Regions from separate parts of the Homo sapiens genome. Here regions 2 and 3 are each linked to region 1. Evidence: chromatin loops called from intact Hi-C (ENCODE). Cell type or tissue: PC-3. All regions are shown on one strand.

Evidence for each region. Hi-C counts contacts between places; a loop is a spot of excess contacts. Peaks named below come from ENCODE experiments on the same cell type or tissue, not always from the same donor. Only the 100,000 strongest peaks of a DNase experiment are listed, where the experiment ranks them.
Region 2: it touches region 1 in a loop (7-fold over the local background); 52 of 110 quality-filtered maps call a loop at or near these places.
Region 3: a loop joins it to region 1, with 4 times the contacts of the local background. A loop is called at or near these places in 2 of 110 quality-filtered maps.

What each region holds. Positions count from the first base shown.
Region 1 is chr13:101,756,441-101,758,940 of GRCh38, forward strand. All of the region lies in intron 3 of FGF14 (fibroblast growth factor 14), which reads right to left. Among named protein-coding and RNA genes, the nearest start is that of FGF14, 160 kb to the right of the region's middle. In PC-3, a CTCF peak has its summit at 1,214 (motif pointing left); a DNase peak (open chromatin) is centred at 1,191.
Region 2 is chr13:101,143,661-101,146,160 of GRCh38, forward strand. It overlaps NALCN (sodium leak channel, non-selective), which reads right to left. Exons shown (of 44, transcript NM_052867.4): 16 at 1,100-1,236. Among named protein-coding and RNA genes, the nearest start is that of LINC00411, 200 kb to the left of the region's middle. In PC-3, a CTCF peak has its summit at 1,347 (motif pointing right); a DNase peak (open chromatin) is centred at 1,361; H3K4me3 peaks cover 140 bases; H3K27ac peaks cover 548 bases.
Region 3 is chr13:101,575,524-101,578,023 of GRCh38, forward strand. It overlaps ITGBL1 (integrin subunit beta like 1), which reads left to right. Exons shown (of 11, transcript NM_004791.3): 4 at 1-23. Among named protein-coding and RNA genes, the nearest start is that of ITGBL1, 120 kb to the left of the region's middle. In PC-3, no CTCF peak of the experiment used is centred here; DNase peaks (open chromatin) are centred at 268 and 1,178; H3K27ac peaks cover 1,861 bases.

The DNA of each region.
Region 1 (2,500 bases):
AAATAGTCTTAAAGCCAGGCACGGTGGCTCACGCCTGTAATCCCAGCACTTTGGGAGGCTGAGGTGGGCGGATCACGAGGTCAGGAGATTGAGATCATCCTGGCCAACATGGTGAAACCCCGTCTCTACTAAAAATACAAAAATTAGCCGGGTGCGGTGGCACATGCCTGTAATCCCAGCTACTGGGGAGGCTGAGGCAGGAGAACTGCTTGAATCCAGGAGGCGGAGGTTGCCATGAGCTGAGATCGTGCCACTGCACTCCAGCCTGGGTGACAGAGCAAGACTCCTTCCTCCACCACCAAAAAAACAAAAAACAAACAAACAAACAAACAAAAAACTGTCCTAGAAAAGAAGCAAATAACAGTTGAATCTACATATTTTCATACAATTGGCACTATCCTGAGCCCAGATTTTTTCTGTCAATAATTATTAAAGATCAAATTTTAAAAAATTAAGTTAGTATAAAAAGTGCTCAGAATACATAAATATTACTTGTATTCATAGTGTTGCAAATTTTGAGTTGAAATTTTAAGTACTACAAAAAAATATTTATTGAGGTGGTTTTAAGAATAACATTGAACTCTGATATCAAACCGAGAGATTTTAGCAGAGGAGTTATAACACAAATGTTTTACTTTCTAAATCTGAACTATAAAAGATAAACCAAATATGGTGTTCAACATTAATTTCTTAAGGTTGACCTAAACTGAGCTCTCTAATTACTATGTGAACATTTGGATTTTCTTTTTCTCCTTTGGTATCTAGAGAATATGTTTGTCTTATTTCTAAATCACCATATAAAACTTAACAAAGTCCTATAGCCTTTTGTTTGCTTGTTTTTATGAAACAAATTTGGGGTTCTATTTTCTCATATGTTTAGTTGTGTGTGTCTTTTGGGAGAAAAGGGGGGAATATATTTTGAATTGGAATTGAAGCAGATAATTTTAAAATTCAGAGCTGAATTTATTAATAAGGAATTTTATCCTAAAATACAAACTGAGAAATTTGCAATAGCTTGGTTTTAAATATTCCCACAAGACTAATAGATTATTTAGAAATTGAAAGTTATTAATTATTCATGTAAGAATCACTTCTCAGCCTCTCCTTCACCTTGAGTAAACAGTTATACAATCCAATTTTATGAGATGGCTACAGAAGATGCCCTTACTTTATATGCACCCTGATTTAGATAAAGGTCACCCTCTAGTGGGGTTGATATGTATTTCAATCTCAAACCTCACTCAATTGCCTTGCCTTTGAATAGCAAAATGATTGATTTTGAAAACCAAATGCAAATCCAGGTTCAGGGATTTTTATCAGCGTGTCAAAGATGAAGAGATACAGATTATTGTATTTAGCCCCAGGAAACTGGGATTAAGAAATTCAAAGACCCACTAAGCTTATTAATGTCATGTTAAAGTCATTGTGAATACCTTAAAGTGGATTTAAATGACAGTAGAAAAGTAAGTAGCCTGGTCCTAATTTCTAAAATGGAAGAATAAAAATCTGCCATTTTCCTGGTTAAGTATCACAATTTTAGAACTTCTGCATCCCATTTAGAACTTATATATATAAAACATCTAACATGACTGCTTATATTGTAGGCAACCTGTGGATTCTCTTGAAGTTAAACAATTAGAAAATAAGAGCAGTGTTTGTAAATTAAATATAAGCTCAATAATATGCTTACTATTTATTGAACACTTACCTTGAACTAAGTGCCTTTTTGTACATTATCTTAGTTTTATAATGACAACAGAAAATAATCTAAAGAAAAACTATGAAGGATCAATTATCATTGTTTTATTCAGACAAGGAAATGGAAGCTGAGAGCAGCAGTTCTAACTTTAGCATGCATCAGAATCACCCAGAAAGCTAGTTAAAATGTAAGTCTGGGGACAGAGTAGGAGCGAGTTTGCATTTCTAACAAGTTCCCAGGTGATGCTGATGCTGTTTGTCTAGGGACCACACTTTGTAAATCACTGCACCAAGTTAGAATGCAAATATGGCTTTTGCTAGCAAATTCCTTCAGTGTGAGTATGATGAGCACTTGCTAGTAGCTTAATATATTTTACTCTTCTGCCCTTGTAGAGCATAACATGGTAACTATGTGGACCTAGTAACAATAAAGATACAGTAACCATAAAGACACAATAACTAAATAATTGCAGGGCTTGCTTGGCACCCAGAAATCTAAACCTAATACTTTCTCTTATTTCTTGACCTAACTTTCTAGTTCTCTATGTGGTTGGCAACAAATCGAAAAAGTCCATGAAAGGATGTAACATCCTACAGGAACATATGTAGTGACTGAGTATAGATCAGCAGTCCTCACAATTCAGTGTGCATTTGTATCTGGGCCCCATGAATTTCAAATCAGCAGTTCTGGGTTGAGGGATGAGGTATCTGCTCTAATAAGCACCCTAGATGATTCTGATGTAGGTGTTGTTTCCAACATGCTTTGAGACAATCTGACTTAAAGATTCAACAGATGTTTGGT
Region 2 (2,500 bases), 610 kb before region 1:
TCCATGTTGGTCAGGCTGGTCTCGAACTCCCGACCTCAGGTGATCTGCCCGGTTCGGCCTCCCAAAGTGCTGGGATTACAGGTGTGAGCCACCGCACCCAGCCCAGTTTTTTGAATCTTATTGTGGTAATAAAACACTTTTTTTCCCCCTCTAAGACTTGGAAGAATTAGTTGCTCTCTCTAAATGTCCATTTATCATAAGAATGACTAAGAGAGAATTTTACATTTTAAGACTCAAAAGCAAGTGCGTTCATCTGATCTTCAAAGCATAACGAAAATTCAAGTAACGTCTCTTCAAATTACCAAATTCAATTAATTTTGTTTTTTAAAATTAGAAATGCAAATATATTTCTACCCGAATTTTAAATATTATGGCACCATATATAGTCTCATACTTTTATAACCCCCCACAGAATTATTTTTAAAGCTAGTAACATATTACTGTAATTCTGTTTGTAATTTCTTGAGCTATAACTAGAAGAATTTCCTTTTATTATTAAAAATAGGTGTTTAAAGCATCTTTTATGCATTTGCTTAACTGGAGGGCAAACGTGGTAGAAAATCAAATCAGTATGAGTGGAAAAACGCCACGGTTCTTCTTTTAAAAAGTGGAAGGCAAATTATATATGGTAACCTGACATGGTAGGCTCCATAAACACTGTAGTAGTACACAAACTGGGCCAGCTGTGGTTTCCCTGTTTGCTTGAAAATAAAAGGGCCACAGAGGCAATTTTAGTCTCATACGGTTGGGGTCTGAGATTGATGTCTACCTGCCATCCCTGCAACACTGAGCAGCTTCTCCAGTTTCCTGGGATGTCCCATTCCCGAGGAGTCATCCCAGAGAGAAGCGATGGGAAGCAGCCTTCTTGCTTAGGCTACTGCAGTTATAAAGTGACTCTTCTGTGAATACATTGCTTAAAAGAGTCAAAGTTGTTTATTTATTTATTTATTTTAAATAGAGGTAGAGGTAGTAGAAAGATGACAATAAAATAGAAAGAAACCCAACCCACATATACTTAAAAGAAGGGTTAAATCAGATTTAAGATGATGAATCTTTTACAATATATGTGAAATATGCAATTAAAGAAGTATTTTGGTACCTGATTTTAGGAACTGTAAAATCTGAAGGAAGCTTTGAGATTTTCACCATTTGAGGTCTGTTTGGAAATTTTTCAAAGATTCGCAGGCGTAAAGGGAGCTTTTCTTTGGTGTCCGCATTTGCTTCACTTTGCTTTAACTAAAGAAAAATTGGAAAGAAGAAAAAAAGGGGGAACCTATAATACTATTATATACGTTACACAAAATTAGTTTTAGAATGGAAGCAATAAGTAATTACATGAAATGCCAGTAGATGGCAGCAAAGGCCTACCAAGTATACCTCTCTTGCCCGCCATAAATTGCTCTATGAGCTAAAACTTTTGAGTTAACAGAAAAAACAAAAACAAAACTTAACAACAAAAAAACTAAACCAGAAAAAAATTCAAGGAAAACTTTATGTCATTTTATTCCCAAAGACAAGTCTCTTTTCATCTCAGACATTTTTAATGGTTTACTATTACTTGCATATTTAAACAATAAAATTTGTTTACACATGCCTAACGCTAGAATTAAAAATTTTTAAAAACCATGAAAAATTTAAAAAAAATTAACTACAGAATCATACTAAGTAGTAGCATTTGTAAAGAGAGACAATGGCAGGAAAATTGGTTATGTCGCCTAGCAGATTAAAACAGAAAAGCTCAAAACACAAATACCACATTTGGTCCATGCAGCGAGTTTTCCATTTGGCTGCAAACATGCTTGGACACGACGAACTTAAATGCCATATGATATCTTTGTGAGGAATGACAATCAAATGGATTTATTTAAGAGTGTATATTTATATTTCTACAAATTGAGTTTCAGGGAAGCTCAGGTTTAACATCATAAACTGGAACAAGGCTGAACTAAGATACTACAAAGGTGGACTGTGGCTTCCAGAATTCATGCTATACTTTCCTATGCTCTCTTTTTCTCTCCCAGTGCCGACGTCTCTTGGAGTCCCTCTTTACTTCTGTTTACCTCTCCCCTTCTCCAGGACCTTCTGCAGAGTGGAACACCCTTCCCCACGTCTGCCCTGTCTTCTGTCCCGGCTTCCCAAACTGCATCTTTTAACACTGATGCCTTTCAAAGAGTACATGTAATTCAGGCTGCCTTTTTGGAGGGATTTGGGGGGTGGGTTTCAAAAATCATCCACTCATTTACCTCCTTGTTGGGTATGGTTTTACTCTATAATTTGTTTTAGGAATTATGGAAAGATAAGAATTAGAGGCCAAGAGAGCTTTTAAAACAGGAAGAGAGATGGCAATGCATCCCTCCTATATGTGGAAATACAAATTGGCTAAGGAGAACAGGAGGGCTTCTTTTTGGGGAAACATTCCCATTTCAATATGATGGATGACTCAACTATCCTATTGGTTGTGAGCTCATGATGAGATTATACATCCTGATTTCTGGTTTTC
Region 3 (2,500 bases), 180 kb before region 1:
TGAAACAGAAGAAATATGTGGAGGTATGTATATTGGCTCTGTAGAAATTAATAAAAGTACCTGTTTTTTTCACCTATTTCATTGTTCTTTTATCTCTACATAAGTTTCTGCTCTAGGTGTGCTAATGTAGTTTAAACCTATGTTTATCTGGAAAACATTTCACATAAGGAGAGTGAGACTATGGCATTAAGAGTAGACTAGTACTTTTTAGATGCAAAGCCAAATTGTCCCCAGAGGAGAGCTGTGTCATTATGGCAACAGGCCAACTGCATAGCTCTGAAGTAGTCCTAGTAGAATACCATCTCCTCTGCTCACCTTAGTCACTTTTATTTTCCTTTCTCCTACTCTCTTAAGTGTACATTTTCATTTCTTTGTTTTTCCCTTTCTAAAACATGAGTCTCATGTCCTATCAGGGACAATGAAGGTCAATAGGGTTATTAGCCTAGAGTTTACCTCCCCCTCTCTGTCCCTAAACACTTAAATAACATTTTCAATGACCTTTTCTGTGTACCACCATTACTCAATTCATTTTTCTGTTGTAGCAGTTCTTGCATGTTTGCTAGTGACAAATTCTGCAATAAGTGCTTTACATTCATTATGTTTTGTCTCACAACATCACTCTAGGCTAAGAATTATGTTTATCTACATAGATAGATGTGGAACCTGGGACGTGGATAAATTAGGTAACGAACCCAGGGTCAGTCCACCAATAATAGTAGAATTTGGGCTCGTGTCTGTGTGATGCCAAAGTCTATGTTCCTGATGCCTCACCACTCACGACTGCATCAGTGCCTTAGAGCTCAGAGCTCCACAAGAGGAGTCTCTCCTCACCACTTGCAGTTTTCATCTCTTCTGCTCAACCTGCAAGCCTGTGCCCAGAGTTCCCATTTGCAACCTTGACTGGTGTAGGAAAAGAAAAGTAGAAAGCAGAGAGAATCATTTGGTTTAGGTAAATTTTTCTCTGCTCTGAACTTATATTTCACTCCTATCTCATGGGATTCCAGTTGAAGGAAGACTGCCCTGCGTGCAGAAATGGTAGTTTTAGAAGTATTGTTTTTCTGGAAGGACTAGGGCCCAATGGGGCCACGTGGAACCAGAGAACCCTGAGAAACTGTGGCTAGCATAGGACAAGCTTGTTCTTTTGTTTACATTTCGGTAGCTTCAATTCCTGTGAGTCATCCAAATACACTTATTTTAGGCCTGATTGGCCCTCCCTCCTTGATCTCCTGGCTGTACAAACTACCTGGATAAAACAAACAAACACAAAAACCTTATTTTCATTTTTCCGAGCCAATGACCTAAGCAAGATGCTGCTCAGACAATTCTTTCTTAAAGGGCTCAGTCCAAAATAATTAGATCAATTAGACAAATCCATCCACAAATATATGTGTTTGTCCTCTTGATGTTTAGTTTCCAATTATTATAGATGGAAAAAAAAAAAAAGAAGAAGACGGGAACATGCTTTGGGGCCAGTGTGTGTTGATAAACACCACAAAAGCAGAGTCTATTTGCATGTATCAATAGAAAAATGTAACTTGAAACAACACAACAGAAAATGTTTAACTTTCAAACTTTCTAGTTGTTATTTCCATTTGTTTGAGGCTTAAGCAATTTCATGGTGCAAAGTCTCTGAACAAGGACACCAGCACTGCAGTAAACACCCTCTGGGGGTGACATTGCCTGGGATTGTAAATCTTTCCATGTGTCATTCACATGAAACCAATCTGCTGAGAGATGATTCCACAGTTCATCAGTGAAGTAGTACAAATAGACATTTTCTTGCTCTATCAGTTTGCACAAAGCAAAGAATTATGTTTATTGTCTGGAATATGTATTGTCCTAAAGCACACATTTTAATCTCAATTATTCAGATGTGTCTTGTTCAATATTTTTATTTGAGTTATGTGGATATTTGTTTAATTTTCCATACCTGCATAGACGTGTATTGTTACATAATTTTTGCTTCCTTATTTACCTCTAACTCAAAGGTTTCTTAGTAAAACCCTAATTCAGTACTGAATTGTATAAATATTCAAAGAATTTGGATGTGAGAAATATAGATTTTCTATCATTTATTAATATAGTAATCCTTACTTATGTTGCACCTTCTGTATAAATTTTCTGAAATTACAGAGAAAATAAATTCCGTAGTCTAAAAAGGTGATTGGGTCGTACAAACCTGACTCCTAAGAAAAGCAATTAATATACACTATTGCTTTTTTTTCAGTGTAATCCTTGAGTTCTTGAGGCCTGTGATATATCACTAGGATGTGATTTGTGTGTGCAAGTAGACACCATTTTAAGTTCATAAATAAGATATATAGATGATATATTCTGTACTGATTAAATCACTTGACAGCCTTTGCATTTGCTTAAGTAAACAAATTTAAAATTCAAATTCATTGTGGAAATGGTCATTGATTTTTAGGTTAACAAGTGATTTTCTTTGAATATCCCAATTATAACTTATTTAGACAGAGAACATGGCATTGGGTCCCTG